2 separate regions of the Mus musculus genome follow, and region 2 is linked to region 1. The links are chromatin contacts, found by Hi-C or POLR2A ChIA-PET in ENCODE. All regions are on one chromosome and are shown on one strand. Each heading gives the region's core, a stretch centred on a gene start or an enhancer-like site at or near the end of the contact. The rest is flanking DNA. Distances are from core to core; before and after follow the strand shown. Region 1 overlaps Cdk17 (cyclin-dependent kinase 17). Region 2 overlaps Cdk17 (cyclin-dependent kinase 17).

Region 1 (6,415 bases), core at 1,464-3,963:
AGCTGACCTCTGGGATCCACTGGGCACCCAGTCTAGTCTCCTTGTTAAGAACCAGAGTCGGTGAGAGACCGTGTCCACAAACAAGGTGGACAGCACCTGAAGTTGTCCTATGGCCTTCATATCCACCCCACATGTGTGTCCGTGTATACATATACACGCAACATGGTGAAAGAGGTCAGACACTCAAACAGGGAAGGAGAGGTGAAAGTGCTGTCTAGGTTTGCTGAGGGCATTCCTTCTCTTAGGCTTTTTTTTTTTTAAAGATTTATTTATCTATTTTATGTATATGAGTACAATGTTGCTGTACAGATGGTTGTGAGCCATCATGTGGTTGCTGGGAATTGAATTCAGGACCTCTGCTTGCTCCGGTCGGCCCTGCTCGCTCCAGCCCTGCTCACTCCGGAGAAAATCTGAAGATTTATTTATTATTATACGTAAATACACTGTAGCTGTCTTCAGACACACCAGAAGAGGGTGTCAGATCTCATTACGGATGGTTGTGAGCCACCATGTGGTTGCTGGGATTTGAACTCAGGACTTTGGGAAGAGCAGTCAGTGCTCTTAACCGCTGAGCCATCTCTACGGCCCAGGCTTCATTTTTAAGGCTAAGCATGTGAGGGTGTGTTGGTGTGCCCGTGAGTGTGGTTGCGCACATGTACTCAGTTGTGGTTTGGGTGAAAGGTCAGTAGTTGGAGGCAGGGGGTTCTGGTTTGCCGTTGACTTGGGGTTGATCAAGCAGAGTTGAGAGCTAACGTACAGTGTGAAGGCACATTTCAGTTTGCTGACTAAAACTGCTGCTTTGACTGTCCAGAAAGCTGATGTGAAATGTGCAGATGGAGAGAAAGCTTAAGTAGAGCAGAAGTCATGTAAGTCTCTGTTCCGGCTGGTTTTGTGGATCAGCTTGACACAAGCTAGAGTCAACAGAGAGGAAGGAGTCTCACTTGAGGAAATGCTTCCAGGAGATCCAGCCGTAAGGCATATACTAAATTAGTGATCAATGGGGGAGGGCCCAGCTCATTGTGGGTGGTGCCATCCCGGCACTGGAGGTCCTCAGTTCTATAAAGAAAGCAGGCTGAGTGAGCCAGGGGAAGCAAGCCAGAGTAAACAGCACCCTCCGTGGCCTCTGCATCAGCTCCTGCCTCCAGGTTCCTGCCCTGTGTGAGTTCCTATCCTGACTTTCACTGGTGATGGACTGTGATCTGGAAGTGTGAGCAAAATAAACCCTTTGCTTCCCAACTTGCTTCCTGATCATGGTGTTTTTGTGGCAGCAATAGAAGTCCTGAGACATGCTAACATAGCCATGCCTTGGTTAGCATGATGGGGTCATATTCTGAGAAATACATTGCTAGTAGGTAGGAAGTTTGGTTATTGTCCAGGCAGCCTGTTGTACATAGACAAACTAGATAGTGTAGGGCAGTTATTCAGCATGGCTTCCCTTTTATGTGCTTGTGTGTTCACGTCTGCAGTGCACACATGTTTCATGGCTGAGGTATATATAAAACTATAACATTCAACACCTTCTTCTACTATATATTCCCAATGTTGGAGCATCATATGTATATATTGCCATAAACCAATCCTTACTCGATCTCACGTTCTTCTGAGGTGGTTGTTAGTTCTTGTTTTTAAAGGGGCAGAGAGCACAGTTCTCTCAGCATCCATCCTTCTTTGCTCTCCTTAGTATCCCAGTGAAGGAGTCAAGAGTCAGTTGTCAGGTTAGGCTTACTCTAAAACCTGCTCTCACTTCTGCTGCCTAAAATTTCTTGTATGCTCTAAAACCTTCACCATTAATGCCAGAGTTGTTTACAGCTACCCTTTCATCATGGGAGGGATATGTTGACGTCTCAGATTTCGAGGGTCAACACTGAACAGGCAGTGAGAAACAATTCTAGGCTCATGGAGACAGTTACTAAGCTGAATTCATTTAATTCTACTTAATAGAAAGTTCAGTCAGTCAGAAGTATCTTGATCAGAGTTCTGATTAATTTAAGCATTACTCCATCCATCCATCCATCCATCCTTCCAGGACAGGGTGTTCCTATGTTGTCCAGGTTACCCTCATTATCTTGTTTCCAGGCTAGCCTAGAGACTTCGATATTCTGCTGTGCTTCCTGAATTCTGGAATTACAGGTGTTATCACTATCCTTAGCCTCAAGTGTTGACTGTCCTAAATATTTGCTAGTGTCCTCATAGGAAACTTTCCTTTGTATATTGAAAAAGTCTTTATTTGGGCATCTTTTTGCTTTGTTTTGTACTAATCTGACCCACTACATCACTTCCCTGTTTAACCTTCAGAAGTTTCCTAAGAAAGTAGAATTGGTACCACAAGGTACAAATACATTAAAACTGGAAACAGAGGAGCAGAATGGTGGCTGTTGAATTTAGCCCAACACACACTTTCTTCATCCTGTCTTCTCTGCTCTAGGCCTTGTGAGGAGTGCGCCCGCTAACTGCTGTCTTGTTATGCTCTCTTCCTCTCCAATTTAAGGTTGGTATGTGAACTATTTCTAATTCTCTGCTCAGCAAGTAATGTGGACAATTTTAGCTCACCCCGCTCCAAATCATACACAAATTTCCTGGAGTGAATGTCGTTGTGTAGTGTTGAGGGCAACTGGCATAGTCTTTGGAAGAACAGTCCAGTTTCTTTAGAATATTTCGAGTGATCTTTTCCTACTGAAAAGCATTACCAGCAGACTGGAGAGAGCCGGCAGTTGCAGTGCATTGCCAAGGCTCCCTGTTGCTGAGGAAGGTTGACCACTCCTCAGCAGTTTATCCTACGTAGGCTTTAATAAAGGGTTAGTCTAGCAAAAGTAACAAATCACTATTGTGTCATAAATTACAGAGTGACCAAACACCATGCACAGTTGTTCAGTCCACTTGTGTCTTAGAGACAACAGCAGAAAGTTGCCTACACAGCTTTCTTTGTTCCCTTCAACTGAAACCAACATAAGTATCTTGAAAATAGTTTTTCTGAGATGTACCTTTAAAACTTGTAAAAGAAAACATATAGTATTGTTCATTGAAAAATGTGGATTTGCATTTTATTAATTTTTTCAATTAAGAGTTTGATAGAGCATGCTTTGAGCAACGTATCCCCGCCCCTAACTCCTTCCAGAGTCCTCCTCCTTCCCTATCCACCTGACCTTTGGTTCTCTTCTTTTTCTCTTTTCTTGACCGATCAAGTCCAGTTTGTGCTGCCCATATATAGGATGTGAGTGCGGTGGTATCAGGGTGACTCTTTGAGAAATTTGAGTGTCCTCTCCCAGCCACCTTCAGTTGTCAAAAGGTGCCTTGGCTAGGGCCAGGCCTTCATATCCATTTCCCCTCTCAGGCTGGGATTTGGTCTAGCTTGGAATTAACACCTTACTCTCATGGTAGCTGTAATATGTCCTTTAAAATATGTAATTATATAATATTGCGTAATTTTTCTTATTAAAATTAGGCCCTCTTTAATTTCTTACTGTTAGAGTTTAGGGGTGATTAAATCTATTCTTAAAAGATGCTTTTTTTTTTTTTTTTGAGACAGTGTCTCACTTTGTAGCTTTGGCTGGCTTAGATCTCACTGTGCATTTTAAATTATGCTTACCTGTGTGTGTTGGCTTGTAGGTATGTGAACAGGAGTATAGGAGCCTGCAGAGGCTGGAGATGTCAGATCTCTTAGAGCCACCAGACAGAGGCGCTAGGAATTGAACTCAGGCCACTGAGTGATTTCTCCAGTCCCTTACGAGGTAATTAAAAGGATAGGTGATTGGCTAGATTTCATAGGATGTGCTTACAACATTATAATCATAAGCAGTCTCATCAGCTTTGTAGACTGACATACTTTCGCTTGCTTTAATGTGATATATACTCTAAGAACATTTATGCTGATTAGGAAATAGACTATAGCGAATTTAGACATTGCTCAGTGAACGGGGCCTGGTATCATAGGCTGGTATTACCAGCTATTAAGGAGGCTGAAGCAGGAGGATCACAAGTTCAAAGCCTACCTAGGTTTATAGAAGGACGGCAAGGCCAGCCTGGACAATTTATTAAGACTCTGTCTTAAAATAACAAGAGAGCTGGAGATGGATAGCCTAGTGCCTACCTAAAGTATACAAGTGCCGCCGCTACCTACCGGGATCTGGGAGAATGAAGCCAGTCAGTGAGGCGGACTAAAGTCTCATGCGCTGGCCAACTTTATTCAGAGCCTCAGACAAATCTATAGTCGTAGGGTTAAGAAGGGTCACCTGGGGGCTGGAGAGATGGCTCAGCAGTTGAGAACACTGACTGCTCTTCCAAAGGACCTGAGTTCAAATCCCAGCAACCACATGGTGGCTCACAATCATTATAACGAGATCTGACACCCTCTTCTGGTGTGTCTGAAGACAGCTACAATGTACTTACATATAATAAATAAATATATATATTAATATAAAAAGAAAGAGAGAGAGTATATAAAAAGAAAGAGAGAGAGAGAAAGAGAAAGAAAGAAAAGGGAAGGGCCATCTGAGTAAAGTTCTCTCGTTGTCAAGCTGTAAACAATCACAAGGACAAGCCGCATGTGGCAAAGTAAGGGATAATATAAACACTTAATTGACTAACAACAGCAAGCAATAATGAGGGATCTGAAATAAACTCAGTCCTATCAGACCTGGAGGAGCATGAAAACGCATTCTAAGCACTCAGAACTCTTCTCAGACAACTCAATTCCTAGACTGTGTTCCAACATAGAAGGCCCCAGATTTGACAAAAAGGTACCAGTACTACCAAAAAAATGTATAGACAGACATGTACATATCATGAGAAACGGTCTGGTTGACAACCTGATACTTTTTTTGGTTGAGTAGCTAGAGGATTTATTTTTAAATGTTTCCATCCTTAAGTAGTTTATGATATTGCAAAAGCTTTCATTTATAAAGCCCATTTAAATCTTGATGAATAAATCAGTCCAGAAGACCAATCTTTGGATTTGAAGATTGGTTAGAAACAGCTTTAGAGAAGTGGGTTTTCAATGTTTTATTTATTGATTGATTGATTGTTTTGTTGTTAGTTGGGGACTTTATACTCTTAAACCATTTTTAAAATTTTTACTAATTAAAAAATTCGTTTAAAAATTTCATGAACTATATTTTCCCTCCCCCAACTCTTTTCCAGATCCTACCTACCTCCTCCCACTTCATAACCTTTCTGTTTCTAAAAATAAAAAACAAAAAAGTCCCCCCAACGCACAAAAGCAAAGCAAAGCAAAAAAAAAAAAAAAAAAAAAAAAAAGGCAGAGTTCCTTTGTATTGGCTGGCTATTGCTGAACTCGCCCCTTGCCCTGGGATGCGGTTGGTATGCCCAACATCAACTTCTATTGAAGGAAGCTGATTTCCCCTCTCCCTGAAAGTATCAAGTGTAAGTAGCCATCAAATTCTTACATTATCATGAAAATTGCTTGACACCCCCCCCCCCCACACACACACACACAAAGATTTCCTAGTCTGTTCTTTGGAAGTTTTGGTTTAGAGCAGTGGTTCTCAGCCTGTGGGTCCTGACCCCTCTCCAGGTTGTTTGATCCTTTCAACAAGGGTTACCTAAGACCATAGAAAACACAGACATTTCCGTTATGATTCATAATAGTAGCAAATTATAGTTATGAAGTAGCCTGGCTTTTATGGTTGGGGTGACCACAACGTGAGGAACTGTATTAAAGAGTTGAAGCCTTAGGAACGTTGAGAACCACTGACTTAGAGCAAAATGACTCCGGCTGGACCTTGGGTTGTACATGCATACGGCCTTCTCTTCCTTTACTAGACATTCACTAGATTCTACTTTTGGAATTGACTGTCACTGAGTAAATACATTTCGTTCTGTATAAACTGTTTGGGTGTGGTAAAGTCTCCTAGCTGTCACTATAATTAGTCTCAGTCACAGTCTTTGACTTGGGATGTATTTCCTTGTGTAAAATGGGAAGGGCAATAGCAACCTGTGGCAGTAATTAAAGTAATGCACATTTGTACCATATCTCTCTGGCAATAATACTACCTGAAATATGTTACATTTTGTCACATGTATTTTGGGCTATGTGATGGCTGTCCTTGGTTGTCAACTTGACTACACATACAACCAAAACCCCCAAATGGAGGGAATACCTGTGAGGGATTTTTGCTTAATTTGAAGTAGGAAGATCCGCTTTGAGGCAGGAAGACACCCTTCAATCTGGGCCACGCCTTCTGCTGGAAGCTTATACGAAGCCAGGGAAGAAGAAAGCTCTGGCTGCTCCCTCTCACATGGACAGCAAGTCCATCCCTTCACTGGCATTAGCGCCCACTTATTTGGGATTCCAGCTGAGACATCCAGCTTCATGAACAGAGCAAGTAGTGGATTTTTGGACTTTTTGTTCATAATCAGTCATTGTTGGTCTTCCTAAACAGCAGCCTGTAAGGCATCC
Region 2 (6,415 bases), core at 1,071-3,570, 50 kb after region 1:
GGGACCAATAGACTGATTATTTAGTCTTTAACATTTGGTTTTCTTAAAAATGAATTATTGCCCTTCAGGCCTGAGTTAGGCAGCTTTGTTGATATTTCATGGGTGTGGCTTCCCTGACATTTCAGGGAGGTGTCCTCTCAGCAGATTTCCTGTTCCTCCCGCTTTTTCACTCTTTCTGTCCCTCTTTGGAGTTGTCCCCTGAGCCTTAGGTGCAGGAGCCGTGTCATAGATGGACCAGTTGGGGTGGGGCCATGTGCAGGGTCCTCCTTCTTCTCTTGGTCTCTATGAGATTCATTCTTGTCATATGTATGTGAGCGATTACAAATTTGATAATTTGAGCCGGGCGTGGTGGCGCACGCCTTTAATCCCAGCACTTGGGAGGCAGAGACAGGCGGATTTCTGAGTTCGAGGCCAGCCTGGTCTACAAAGTGAGTTCCAGGACAGCCAAGACTATACAGAGAAACCCTGTCTCGAAAAACCAAAAACCAAACAAACAAACAAGCAAAAAAAAAAAAAAAAAAAAAATTTGATAATTTGATGTGCTGTCCTCTATATACCATGCATATCAAAGAAAATGATATCCAGTTGCCCTTTATTAACATGAAATTTAAAATAAGTGATAGGAGTATAAGATTTTTTTTTTGCCTTGGAAAATAACTTTTTATTAAGATATTATTGCAGACAGCTTATGACTGGTGAGCACTTGAGGTTCGCATCGTTTCTGTTTTTGAGTCAGGGTCTCACTGTGCACCTACATTGTCCCCAACATCATGATCATCCTGCCCCAGTCTCTTGAATTCCATGATTATAGGACAGAGTCGCTGCACCTGACCGTGCCTTGTTTTTAATCTGTAAATAAACACCTTTCCATTTTCTCAGTGTTGGCTTACAGATACGGTAAATGTCAGTAGCCCATGTAAATAGAAGCACTTGGCTTCTTAAGTTTGACGCGTTTATGCCAGATCCCGAAAGCTGGAAGCTGCCTCTGAAAGGCGCCCCCATATGCTGACCACAGCTGACTGCTTTTATTATCTGCTCGGTGACTTCACTAGCCGCTGGTTAACCTTTTAGCTGATCTGATTTTATGCGACCTGAAAATAAAACGCAGTAATGTGTACTTCGCTTTTAGGAAGTAAACTTCTATATTGAAAGAACGTTTTTAGAGTAGCTTTGATTTTGAGTTATATACTTAGAATTTGAATTATTCTAATAAGCTATGTTAGTAACAAGTTAAAAACTCATTCTTACTGAATGCTGGATTTGCCCTGGCTATTCATGGACATTTGTTTATTTAGTATGTTGTTGTTTGTTTGAAAGGGATTTGCTGTTGGCTACCTGAGATTGAAGCAGATGCTACAGGTTAATTTTGTATGCTTGTATAGATCCCGTCTCTACTTCCTGAGCATCATTATGTCATTCCCTTACACTTGCCCCTGCACCCACTCCCTCGCTTTGCCAAGCTGCTTTTTGTGCAGCTTGCGTGGAATCATGCAAAGGGTGTGTCAAAGACCATGGGAAATTTTTATCTGAAAGTACTTTGAATCTAGTATTTCATGCTTTTAGCCTCCAGAAAGCAAATCTCACAACACAGTCATCATTTTCTGATTCTTGGCTTGTTGTTGTGTTGTTGTTGTTGTTGCATAGCAAATATATATATGGCTTCAAGTAATGAATGTTGTTTACTTTTGATTATTTCTGCTGTTAGTTGAGCCTCCCCCACCCGTACTCCTCCTTGATGGTGCTGGGATCACAGTGAGAGACTTGAGTAAGATAGGCAAGCACTGTCTCTGAACTACAGCCCTACCTTCTTTACTTACTCTTGATTCCTTTGAAAATGTCAATATTATAGTCAGTAAAATTCACAAAAAAGCAAGGTCACCGTGGTATAGTGACTCAAAAAACCAAGGAAGAGGAATCAGAGCTACCCTACATCTTGCTAATTACTAAAATGTGTGGAAAAATAATTCGTTGGGCATGACTGTATCAAGCTGGAATGCTAGGGTAATGATTTGTAATTAAAATAATGTCAGCATTACATTATTTTAATGAAGTGTTGAATTACTACTGTGTATGACATTTTTCTTCTTCAATTTTTTTTCACAAGATACATAAAGCCTTACATAACAGCAATCTTAGCATAAGTACCCTTATTACTTGAAACAAAATATATGGTAAAAATAAGGTTATGTTTCTTCAGATGTAAACTCAGTGACTACAGTCTAGAGGCTATGGGGAGCTAACTCTCCACCAGTGGCAAAGCAAAAAGGTTGGGAACCGGTCTGTCAGTCTCTGAACACAGTGGAGCCCATAGGGAACCGGTCTGTCAGTCTCTGAACACAGTGGAGCCCACACACGGTTGACAGGGCAGACAGTTGCTTACAGCAGGTGGCATTATCCCAGAGTATCAAGGCCTCTTATTCTGAAGTTATTCACATCACTTACATCATTAAAATAGACAAAGACTGCTGAATTTTATTCCAGGGAAATCGCCTAATAGGTTCAAGGAAATTGCCAGTAAGCTCCAACTGATTGTATACCAATGATCTTGAGGTTTAAAATTTTAAAACATAGTATAGTAAAAAAAAAGACAAAAAACAAACAAACAAAAAAAACCATGTGATTTGAGTTAAACAGTGATAGCTAGCTTATAACGGTAGCAAGCAAACTGCGCCTCAGTGTCACTGACCTATTTTGGGTTAATTCCAGTGGGAAATAATTCCGGCATCCTGACTCATCAACAGAAAATATCTTAAGTTTAGATAAACTCAGACAGACACTGCACCAGCTTCGTCTCTCGCTGTATAATTACTGTGTTCAGTTTAATTATATAATATTGACTTGGCCCAGGACTACATACACTCAACAGAGTTTATAAATCTACTTTTTTGAAGTTGCAGGAAGCTATAGAGTTGGCATCTCTTGAAATGGGTCATGGCGACAGTAGGGCTAAGACCTTCAGCATGTTAATGGATCTCAGTATTTTTAATTCTTCTGTTTTCTTTTCTCTGTAAAGGACTAGCCAGAGCCAAGTCAGTTCCCACAAAGACCTACTCAAATGAAGTTGTCACCCTGTGGTATCGACCACCTGATGTGCTTCTTGGTTCCTCAGAATACTCAACACAGATCGACATGTGGTAACTACAGATGCCATCGCCGTTTATAGTTTTGAAAGAGCATAGCTGTTAACAGGGCATACTGACAAATGCTTACTTTTAAAGAGTTATTTCAAAGAGTTTGAGCAGTGAGTAAGAATTGAGGTGTGAAAATAAAACTATTTAGATTTAAATATAAGTCTACCACTAATGGCTATATTAGACTAACCATCTTATTCACATTAGTAGCCCGTGCCTTCATCTCCTCCGTTAAGGAGGTAGACAAAGTAATGAGAAAGTCATTAAGCCTGATGGTATTAAGCCTGAATGAGCCAACGTGCACAGAGCACCTTTTAGAAGAGTACGTGACACATAGCAATTCAAAAAAGTATTAATATGGAAAATATACCTACTTTAAGTTGGTCTAAAAATAATAATTAGAGTTTCAAAGATCTTCTTATGCATTATTACATATATGTATGTAGGTGTTATAGATATATGTACATGTGTGTTCAAGTGCACTCGCCTGTACATGCATACACAATGGAGGCCAAAGGTCAGCATGAAGCATGCTCAGATACCGCTTTTCATTTTTAAAAAGTTATTTATTTATTTATATTTATTTATTTGAGACAGTCTTCCACTGAACCTGAATAGACGGACTGGCCAGCACACCCTGGGGTCTGCCTGTCTCAGTCGAGCCTGTAGCACTGTGTGCAGCACTGTGTGCAGCACTGTGTGCAGCACTGTGTGCAGCACTGTGTGCAGCACTGTGTGCAGCACTGTGTGCAGCACTGTGTGCAGCACTGTGTGCAGCACTGTGTGCAGCACTGTGTGCAGCACTGTGTGCAGCACTGTGTGCAGCACTGTGTGCAGCACTGTGTGCAGCACTGTGTGCAGCACTGTGTGCAGCACTGTGTGCAGCACTGTGTGCAGCACTGTGTGCAGCACTGTGTGCAGCACTGTGTGCAGCACTGTGTGCAGCACTGTGTGCAGCACTGTGTGCATGGGTGCAGAGGATCTGGACTCAGCTTCTTCTCATGCTGTGTAACAAGCACTCTAGCCACTGAGCCACGTCCAAGCCAATAGATGCCTCAGTGCCCCTGTGCTTGGCTAACCCCATCACTGCCTATGCGCTACAAATTGCATTTCCTTGATCCAGGAGATACAGAGTTTCATAGTCTATAAACTTCCCTTTCTAACTTAATCTGGCCTAGTTCTTAATCCAGACGTTGTCTTTTAGCAAAGTTGCTCTTTGCTGTTCGAGCAAGCAAGCCTGACTCTCCCAGCTCTGTTGAGTGCTCATCCCAATCTGCCCGTTGGCATGCTCCTCACCCAACAGGGCCACACTTAGTAATTAATTCCCCGGGGTTTGTCCTCAGTCCTTTCCTGAGTGGGCCTGGCCTCAGAGGCAGCTCCTTTCTCAATCGTGGCTGTGTTTATTATGTCCTCCTTATGTCCTGGTAAGTTAATGCTTGTTTTCCTGTCTTGAGCAATTGCATAGAATCTCATTTGCAGGACTTTTTTCCGTTAGTTCTGATATGTATAAGATAAAACTTATAATTTTACCTAGTTTAGCTGTGTGGTTTTGAGGTTCTAAGTTCATTACACTGTTGTACAACCATCTCCACTATCCATCCTTTTAGAAATCCAAAACTTTTACTCTTTTAAACTGAAATTTTACCTGTTGGACAACCATTCTACCAATTTTACTTGGTCCTTGGTAACCAGGTCACTACTTCTTGCCTCTGAATTTACCTGTCCCAAGTACCTCATGCAAGTGAGATTCTGCCATACTTGTCTGCCTTCTGCTGACTTACTCAGCTCTTCTCGGTTACCATGGTGTCTTCATCGTCCATCAGCACTGTCTGTAGTGAGTCTCCTCACGTCCTTGTGCGTACACTCCACACTTTGTTTACTCACTCCTTGTGCGTACACTCCACACTTTGTTTACTCACGTCCTTGTGCATACACTCCACACTTTGTTTACTCACTCCTTGTGCGTACACTCCACACTTTGTTTACTCACTCCTTGTGCGTACACTCCACACTTTGTCTACTCACTCCTTGTGCGTACACTCCACACTTTGTTTACTCACGTCCTTGTGCGTACACTCCACACTTTGTTTACTTGTTGGGCACTTGAGTCTCTTCCGTCACCACTGTAAGTGATGCTGCTTTGACGGGGATGGACCTAGTGTTTCAAGACGCTGCACTGGGCTCTCTTGCTTATTTACCCAAAAGTGAGATTGCGGGCCATAGCAATTGTATTTTTAAATGTTGAGGGATCATCATACTGCTTCCTATAACAACGTGCCATTTTATTTCCTGTGAACTGTTGTCAGTTTTGTGAAGTTTTACTGCCTGTGAGCAGTGCTGTGGAAGTACTGTGTCGCAACCTTCCGTGGACCACCTAGTTCCCAAATAATAATGCCTGTTCTCTGAGCCTCGTCCTCCTCTTCCCGCCCTTACACAGTCCCTAGCCACAGCAATCAGCTACAGTCACCGCTTCCTGCATCGGGCATGAGTCACTCATTCACTTCTCTCTGAGTGAATCATTTGTTCACTTCTCTCTGAGAGAATCATCTCTCTCTGAGCAAATCACTCATTCACTTCTCTCTGAGCGAATCATTCATTCACTTGACTCTGAGCTGCTGTAGCCACTGTCACCTCCCAGATTGCCATAGCGATAGTCAGCACTCCATCACTAGTAAGTGGTGTTTTATTCTTTAAGAATCTTACAAAAAAGAAAGCTAGAAGTTTTAAGTGGGGAAAAGGATTAGTAGCATTAGTAGTAGTTGAGATTGTAAATTTAATAAATTTGTTGGATTCAAAAGTATCTGTACAGAAAATTTTCTGGGAACCTGATCTAAAATTCTCCAGAAAGGCAATCTTGAAAAAATATTATCTTGTGCTAACCAATGGGTAAGTGGATTGATTTTTTTTTCTCTCTCTTTTTTTAAATGATGCATTTTAAAGGGGAGTTGGCTGTATTTTCTTTGAAATGGCTTCTGGAAGACCACTGTTTCCAGGGTCAACTGTGGAAGATGAACTGCATTTAATATTTCGACTACTAGGTAAGAAAGAAGTCTTTTTTCCCATGATTCACACCTGCAGTTGACTAGTTAAATTAGGACTATGTCTGTAAAGCATAAGTATGACATGTATCCATAGCTGTTCTGATAAGAACTGCCGCTGGCTCACTTGTTACAGGGGGGTCTTCAAGCTAACTCAGCTTCATTTCATAAAGGTTTTAGGAAATAAGATTTGACCTTATACATATTATTAAGAGCTATTCCTAGTGTAGGTGATGCCATGAGGAT

What was found. Hi-C counts contacts between places; a loop is a spot of excess contacts on that map. ChIA-PET counts read pairs that join two places held with the same protein, here RNA polymerase II (POLR2A).
Region 2: a loop to region 1 is called in a map of regulatory T cell, with 1.9 times the contacts of the local background. The contact joins two enhancer-like sites. A Hi-C loop is called at or near these places in 2 of 37 maps with a recorded cell type or tissue (gastrocnemius and regulatory T cell). POLR2A ChIA-PET finds 5 or more read pairs at or near these places in 2 of 5 experiments (Patski and embryonic stem cell).

The regions. Positions count from the first base shown.
Region 1 is chr10:93,179,186-93,185,600 of GRCm38, forward strand. All of the region lies in intron 1 of Cdk17 (cyclin-dependent kinase 17), which reads left to right. Among named protein-coding and RNA genes, the nearest start is that of Mir1931, 20 kb to the left of the region's middle. Within about 2 kb of position 2,714, at least 1 of the 3 ENCODE cell types and tissues checked has a DNase peak (open chromatin) inside an H3K27ac peak, as active enhancers do; it is gastrocnemius, where a contact is called at or near this core.
Region 2 is chr10:93,229,367-93,235,781 of GRCm38, forward strand. Cdk17 (cyclin-dependent kinase 17) reads left to right here. Exons shown (of 17, transcript NM_146239.2): 11 at 3,014-3,134; 12 at 6,072-6,169. Among named protein-coding and RNA genes, the nearest start is that of Gm32551, 52 kb to the right of the region's middle. Within about 2 kb of position 2,321, at least 2 of the 3 ENCODE cell types and tissues checked have a DNase peak (open chromatin) inside an H3K27ac peak, as active enhancers do; they include gastrocnemius, where a contact is called at or near this core.